2 separate regions of the Mus musculus genome follow, and region 2 is linked to region 1. The links are chromatin contacts, found by Hi-C or POLR2A ChIA-PET in ENCODE. All regions are on one chromosome and are shown on one strand. The core of a region is the stretch at or near the end of the contact, and the rest is flanking DNA. Distances in the headings are between cores, read along the strand shown. Region 1 holds the start of Clcn3 (chloride channel, voltage-sensitive 3). Region 2 holds the start of Ddx60 (DExD/H box helicase 60).

Region 1 (3,733 bases), core at 173-2,672:
GATAGCCTTGCCTGCGCCGTCCTTGCATTTTTTCATTTTTACAGTCAAGCTGTTCTTAGGAATGTCTTAACAACAGCCCTGTCTGTTCTGCTTTGTTCTCGGCCCCAGGCCACGGGCTCATAGACAACTCTTTTACATGAATCACAAGTTACAAAATCTCATTTTCCTTCAGGAGTACTTACAGAAAGGCTTACATCTAACCTGGAAACAGTTAAAATTATTTCTCTGAAGAGAGTAAAGATTGAGAACTACTAGTGTGGTTGGATGTATGCCAGAAATTAAGTATTTTACTTCTGTCAAGCTTGAAGTAGAACACAGCACTTCTGGTATGCCACAAACTGTGCCCACCACATGTTTTAAAATAAATTATTCTCACAAATCAGTGTATAAGTGTTACCAAAAAACCAACCAACCAAACAAACAAACGAAAACAAATGTATAAGTAGACAGTTTTCTTGTCTACTTAAAGGAGTAATCTTTCACAAAAGAACTAAAACAGTTCAGAAGGAATCTGTCATCTTTATAGAAAATAGATCGATTGGCTATGACTACTGCTTTTAATAAAAAATCTAGACGCTCCCCCTGCAAAAGAATCAGGCTACATGTCAGCAGTGAGAGCTCAAGTCACACTTAATATATGTAAGACAGTAAATATACTAGGACATTAGTATTCATTAGGCGATATATAAATATACATGAGACACTCAACCAAGACATGTCTTAATTCTGCCACCCAGTGGCGACTGCCATCCTGGTCCCACAGGTCTTGTCCAGTTACAAACACTGCACCTACCTGTTCACCAGGCTCTTGGGCAAGCTCTGGCCGAGGCCAGGAATTTATTTATGCACCTCCCTGCTGAGTCACAATACAGCTCCTTGAGCAAGGGGAACAGGCTTCCTATATATTGTGACACACGACAGGAACCCAGTATGTAAGACCACGTGGAACCCTCAGCTCTTTGGAAATGCATGGTGTCTAAATTTGGACTCATCAGGATTTTCTTTGGTATTTTTTTGTTAAAGCGCATAACCTGCGACGGCGCATAAGGCTGGATGATACCGTAGTACACTCTGTACACCATTACAGGCCCTGTAGCATTAGACGCGGCTCTGGAACCCCGGGGGTCATACGCTCGCTTCCGCCTGCTTCGGCTTCTCACCGCTGAGCGGAAGCCAGGCATTGCCACGATGCCGGGGACCGCACACTTCCGAAGCGCTTTCTCCGCCGGGGAGAACGTGAGCGACGTGAGAGCAGGTGGCACCTCGGCCGCCCAGCGTGGCCTTCGAGGCTCCCCTAGGAGGTCTTCTCCCGGCCACGCCCTGGTCACGCCCATCGCTCCATTCCGACCAATAGGCGCAGAGGTGCCTCCCAGTGCGGCCGTGGAAGTGCTTGGACGGTGGGACGCCGAGCGGCCGTTCACGTCAACGCGCTGACGTCACGCGCGTGCGACGCACCTGTCGGGCTCCGACTCCTGCAGCTTCTCTTCCAGTTCAGCGGGTCAGGGCTGGTCGCGGAATCGCTCGGCTGTCACCTCGCCAGCTCGTTGCCGGTGCGCTCGGGGCGGGCCGTCCGTCCGTCTGTCCGGAGGATGAGGCTGGAGTGGGCGGAGGCGTGAGAACCGCGTTACTTTCCTCCCGAGGTGGAGCGCGACTGCTCCTGTAGTCCTTGGAGAGCGCAGTGAGCCTCCAGTCGGGGCAGAGGCGGGTTGGTTTGAGGGCCCGCTGGAGCCGGAGGATTGAACTTCACCCTGAAACCAGCCTCCGCCGGTCCCACCTGGCCGCCTTTACGTAACCTCTCCTGAAAGGCCGGTAGCAGTAAAGTCCGCCGGGGTGGCCACCCGGCAGCGGTGTCCCGGTGAAGCTCCCGGGGCGGCTGGCGCGCGATCGCAAGCAGATGCGGGGTCCACAGGCAGCGCAGCCACCAGCCGCCCAGCTTGCTATGCCTCTGAGCTGCAAGGTGAGTCGCCAGCTGTCAGCTTCACGCCTTGACGGTGGACCGCGAGGCCGGGCTCTGGCCGAGGTGCCCACCTACCTGCTGTCCAGCCCATTAAAATCTCTCCTGTTCCCTCCCGGAACCTTCGAAGGACCTATACGTAGAATTAAAAACTAGGAACCAGCACAGAATTAGTCTTGAATTTACAGTTTGCTCAAGTTTAAAAACGTTTAGGTTTTTTTATTTTATCTTATTTGGTCTTTAGACTTATGCATATCAAATCATTTTTTGTGTGGATATTTGCGTTTTGGTAGTAAACTTGTTGAAACAGAAGTTACTTTAGAGAACTTTTCGTCCTGTGTGCTTTATTTAAAGTATGGCGTTTTAAAATTAGACCACAAGGAAGTTAATTGCATATTCATCGGGTGTGTTCTAATTCTAGGCCGAGATTTCGATTTCCTTTGAAAAGGATGACTCTTTAAGACAATTGGACCAAACCTTTTAATACCTCTCCGCGTGTGCGAGTATAAAATTTAAAAAGTTCAGTTCTGCAAACTTTTTTTGAGCCGTGTATTCAGTTCCTGCACGATCACTGTGGCTTATATATAACTGATACTTTGTAGATGTACTTTTTACCCATGAAAAATTTAGATTATTTTCCTTGGGTCAGTTTTACATACCTCTGTAAATTACAAAAAAAAAAAATGGTTTTTCAGTTCGGGAGTATATACAAGAAGTCCAATGCTTATGTGGATGTTGTTGAGCAGTTTTGAGAGGTGCTGTTTCTGCTGATGTGTTGTTTGTTGTTTTTTAAATATGGCTTTAAATTTAAGTGTATGACGTATGGGTATTTTCTCACATTGAATGTTTATATGGTGTTGACAGAATTTATCACAGATACTGTTCAACCCCTGCCCCTTCCTCTCCCTTTGCTACTTACTTCAAAGCCTCTCTTTGAGTGGCAGCTCAAATTATTTTAAGAGGTCAGTATAAATAACTAAGGTCATTGCTTGGAAATAGTGCCGTCTATGTACCTTATGAAAACTTTAAAGAATTATTCTGATTCTGAATATATGGAGTTCAGAAGAACAGATTTGTTAAAGTTCTGGGCTTTTTGGTAGAAAAATGGCAAATGTCCAGGTCATGTTGGTGATAGGCTTTCTGTTTCCTGTTGTGACAAGTTGGTAATAATTTTCAGACTTCTCAGGAAGCCAGATTTGATCTCTGTGGTGGGTCATATATCAAAGCAGCATCCTGTGGGGTTTGACCACTGATTCTGCTTTGTAGAATTTCTACTTGCTTTGTAGTCAAAATTGTTAGCAGACACTTCCAAAATATATGATATAATACATGTAAATAGAATACATTCTCTCTCAATTTATTTTTCATTAATTCCATAAAGTAAATACATTGACTTTTTTCCAATTAACAAGTGTGGAAACTTGAGAAAGAGTTGAACTATCATTCCTAAGGTCTCACAGCAATAAGTGTCAGACTGAGCTCAGCAGTGTCATCCCAGAACTTTTGCTTTCAATCCTCAATGGCTACAGGGTCTTGCAAGCACTACTAGGTGACATTCTACTGAAAAGTTGGAGTGAGAGTCATGGCGCCATAGTTCCATACATTTGTAATTTGTAAAAGGAGTGCCCAATTGCAGAAACTCTTCCAAGTGTTGTTGTTAAAAAGAGCATCCAGTACTATCACCTTAGTACATTTTTATGTCTTTATGCGCACATTCATATTTGTTAATAAGCATTGTGGCTACAATTCCTTTTGATTCCTAAAGATAAGTGTGCTTGG
Region 2 (3,475 bases), core at 514-3,013, 940 kb before region 1:
GAGAGAGGAAGAGAACACATCCCTGCAGATTGTCCTCTGATCCCCACAGGCACGTTGTGCCTTTAGAAAGTATGAACATATAAAGGGCCAGAAAGATGGCAGATGATGCAGTAATTAAGACTGTCTACTGCTGTTGTAGAGGACCAACCAACTTCTGTTCCTAGAATGTACACAGGCTCACAACAGGTTGTAACAGCACAAGGGATCCAACCACGCTGGACTCCTAGTATATTTGCACTCAAATGCATATTCCCACACATCAACAAACACACACACTTAAAAAGTGAATCTAAAAGCTATTTACTGATTTCTCATTCTTTTACTCACTATGAAAAGAAATTACAAGAATTGTCACAAAATCCTGCAAAACATGATAGACCTGATACATACACATACATGTGTATATATGAATATGTGTATATGTGTATATGTATATGCATATATGTATATATGTATGTATGTATGTACGTATGTACGTATGTATGTATGTATATATGTATGTATGTATATATGTATATATATATGCATATATGTATATACGTATATATATGTTGGGCGTCCTGACACCCTTATTACCAGGACAGTCTCTCTGGTAATGAGGCATGTTAGTTAATTGAGAAAGCCTCCTATATCCTTGGAAAGTACAGCCACCTGTGAGAAGTGACCTGAAGTGTGACAATGGAAGGTATCAGACTCTGAGTTACCCTTAATCAACAACTTGCAAGAAATCAGAGAATTCCAGACTTCTTACTGACCTCAAGGAACCAAAATGAGCACCCAGAACCTGGCTCCGCCCTGGCAGACATCTTGAGTTCTATGCTGGGCTTTGCAAAAAGCACTTAGCCTGTGCCTAAACAGAATCTGTAAAATAAAACACCTATTGTGTTTAAAGCAACTCAGTTTGTGCTGATTTGTGATGAGGAAACAGAAAATCAATCCCTGCTCCTTACACATGAATACATTAAATCTCAGATGACTCAAACAGGGAGACTGAGGCAGCGGGATACTCCAAGTTGGCCCAACCTGGGTTCCATGGGGAGTACCAGGAAGCCCAGGGAGACTGCTAGGGCTAGCATACGAAGAGATTGGGTGGGGGGATGCATTTCTGCAGTAAAGCATAACTTGTCTTAGCCACTGCAATTTCAGGGCAACTACAATTCATCTGGGTTTTTCTTCACATTCTGCTTCTAGCTCTGGAAGCCTGAAGTAGGGCCCCGATTCGATTCGGCACCTAGGAGAAAAACTATTGGTGGGGATGTTCAACATTTATTGGCTGTGCACACACCCCAATGCCCCTACTTATTGATCCCTATCCCAGCTACCCGTTTACAAAGGATCCTCAAGAGACTGAGTCAGGCATCTTTTTCCCTGCCACTCACCACTCAGACCTCTTCCCTCTGTGGTCCACCGAGTACTGGCCACTGGGGTAGGTGGGTCTGTGCTCCACTGCCCATTGAAAGCTACCTCCTAGTGCTGTCCCCTCAGCTCCGCTCCAGCTCCTCTTTTGGGATACTCTGACCTAGGCACGCCCTACAATCCCCTGGCGAGCCCAGAAGCAACCCCCTGGCCTCACCGGGAAGCCCAGACCGGGAACCTGGACCTGCTACGTGCAGAGAACCGCTGGTCTGCGCAGCAGGTATTGAGCGCGCTGGTCCGCGCTGCAGGTAACAAGCAAGCACACAGTCGACCACAGGAGACCTAAGACCAATCGCTAGCTCCAAAAAGTGGCAACTTGTGAGTCTCTCAGGCCGCCTTTTATAAGTGAAGGATAGTTTCGGTTTCTCTTCTGCTCCCAGAAGCTTTAAGTTTCGGTTTCCATTCATCACTAATCAAAGAGCATTTGGTGAATGCAGCTTTGCGCATCCTTTGGTAAAGTTAGTACTGTTAAGGTAGGAAAACCAGAGGCTTTGGGATTCTTGAGGTAAGGAGGAGGATTTGACAGGGAAATCTGGAGACATCTAAGCAAGGCAACATTGGAGAGGCTGTAGCAGCAGAACTCCGGGCGCTGTGCCAATTGCTCCTACTGTGCTAACGACAGCAGGAGGACAAAGCCTCAACAAAGCCCAGACACCTCTACCTTTTCAGGTAGTATTTTAAAGGTAGGTAGGAATTTGAGATTACATGAGTCTATTATTGAAGCCTGTGATTAATCCATTTGGGATCTTCTTTAGCCGAATGGCACTACTAAACAAGCTGAAAATGGAGCCTACTTTTATCTCAGCCTTAATAACTTTTCTTTCCTTTGATTTTGTTTGATTTGGTTTGGCTTGGTTTTTTACCTGTCAATACCTGAAATTTGGGTTTGAAAGCTGGCTTGCTTAGTATCCTATGCTTGCTGAACTTTAGGAAGGCTCTAAATATGACAATTCTATTTTCAATATTGGAATTCTAGAAAGTGGGGGACTCTTGCATTTGGGTGACCGTGACAACAATGGGACCAAAAGCTATTTTGTCAGGCACTGGCAGAACTCTCATCCATGGGGAAAGAGCAACAGAATGCAATGTGTTGAGATAACTTGAGAAACATCCATTGTTTTGAAGGCCATTAAGAATGGACCCTTCCCTCATGGTCAGCTTTTGACCTAGCCCCTGTTTCCTTGGTAACAGTAAGAAAAGGTCCCACCCTTTCTGTCCTCCTTTACATTAAAATACTACCTGAAAAGGTAGAGGTGTCTGGGCTTTGTTGAGGCTTTGTCCTCCTGGGTGAGAAAATGTCACCCTTTCCTGTTCCCTCCAATTTAAGTCAGCGACCTAATTCCTTGAGACTGTGGTAACTGTGGTAATAGATACTGCACGCATAGCCTAAACCAAGGAGCATGATATAAGTGGATTATCTCAGGTGGGCCCAAAATAATCATAAGCAGGTTCTTAATGTGGTGACAGAGGCAGAAATTCAGGCTGGTAATTTGATTACATATGTAGTCTTCTAGCAAGACTCTATGAAGATGATGGAAAACCACAAACCAAGGAATGAAATTGAAATAATCTACTCCAGGTTACAAATCTCCATGCTTATTAAGCCAACTGTGAGCACTGTGAGTTCTTTACACAGCCAGCTGACCAAGAGTAAGCTGGCACCTCAGGAGAGCTCTCGGTGGAGAAAACAGGGTTTTCAAGTCAAAAGTCTACAATTATAGCACACAGGGGGTAGGCTGAGGACATGTCACATCAGGATATATATATATATAATTTACTGGAGCAAGGACAACTCTGTGGCCACCATTGAGGGATATGTCTCCCTCACTGTTAATGTTTACTGGTCCTCAGGAAGAGCTCATGAGCTCCCCTCATCAGTGATGGAACGTTGATGAGCCTTGTCTTGTGTTGATAGTCACTGTTACTATGAATTCACAGGTATAACAGGCATGTCGTGTCCAGAAGAGAGTGTTTCACAGCACTCTTTCCTGTTTGAGACTCTTACATTCTTTCCCTCCTTTCCCCCATAATATTCCTTGAGCTTTGGAGGAAAAGATAT

Evidence for each region. A loop is a pair of places that touch in the nucleus more often than their neighbours do. ChIA-PET counts read pairs that join two places held with the same protein, here RNA polymerase II (POLR2A).
Region 2: a loop to region 1 is called in a map of heart, with 4 times the contacts of the local background. The contact joins the promoter of Ddx60 here to the promoter of Clcn3 in region 1. A Hi-C loop is called at or near these places in 1 of 37 maps with a recorded cell type or tissue (heart). POLR2A ChIA-PET finds 5 or more read pairs at or near these places in 1 of 5 experiments (embryonic stem cell).

The regions. Positions count from the first base shown.
Region 1 is chr8:60,981,000-60,984,732 of GRCm38, reverse strand. Clcn3 (chloride channel, voltage-sensitive 3) reads left to right here and starts at 1,422. Exons shown (of 13, transcript NM_173873.1): 1 at 1,422-1,957.
Region 2 is chr8:61,926,375-61,929,849 of GRCm38, reverse strand. It overlaps Ddx60 (DExD/H box helicase 60), which reads right to left and starts at 1,763. Exons shown (of 38, transcript NM_001293783.1): 1 at 1,574-1,763.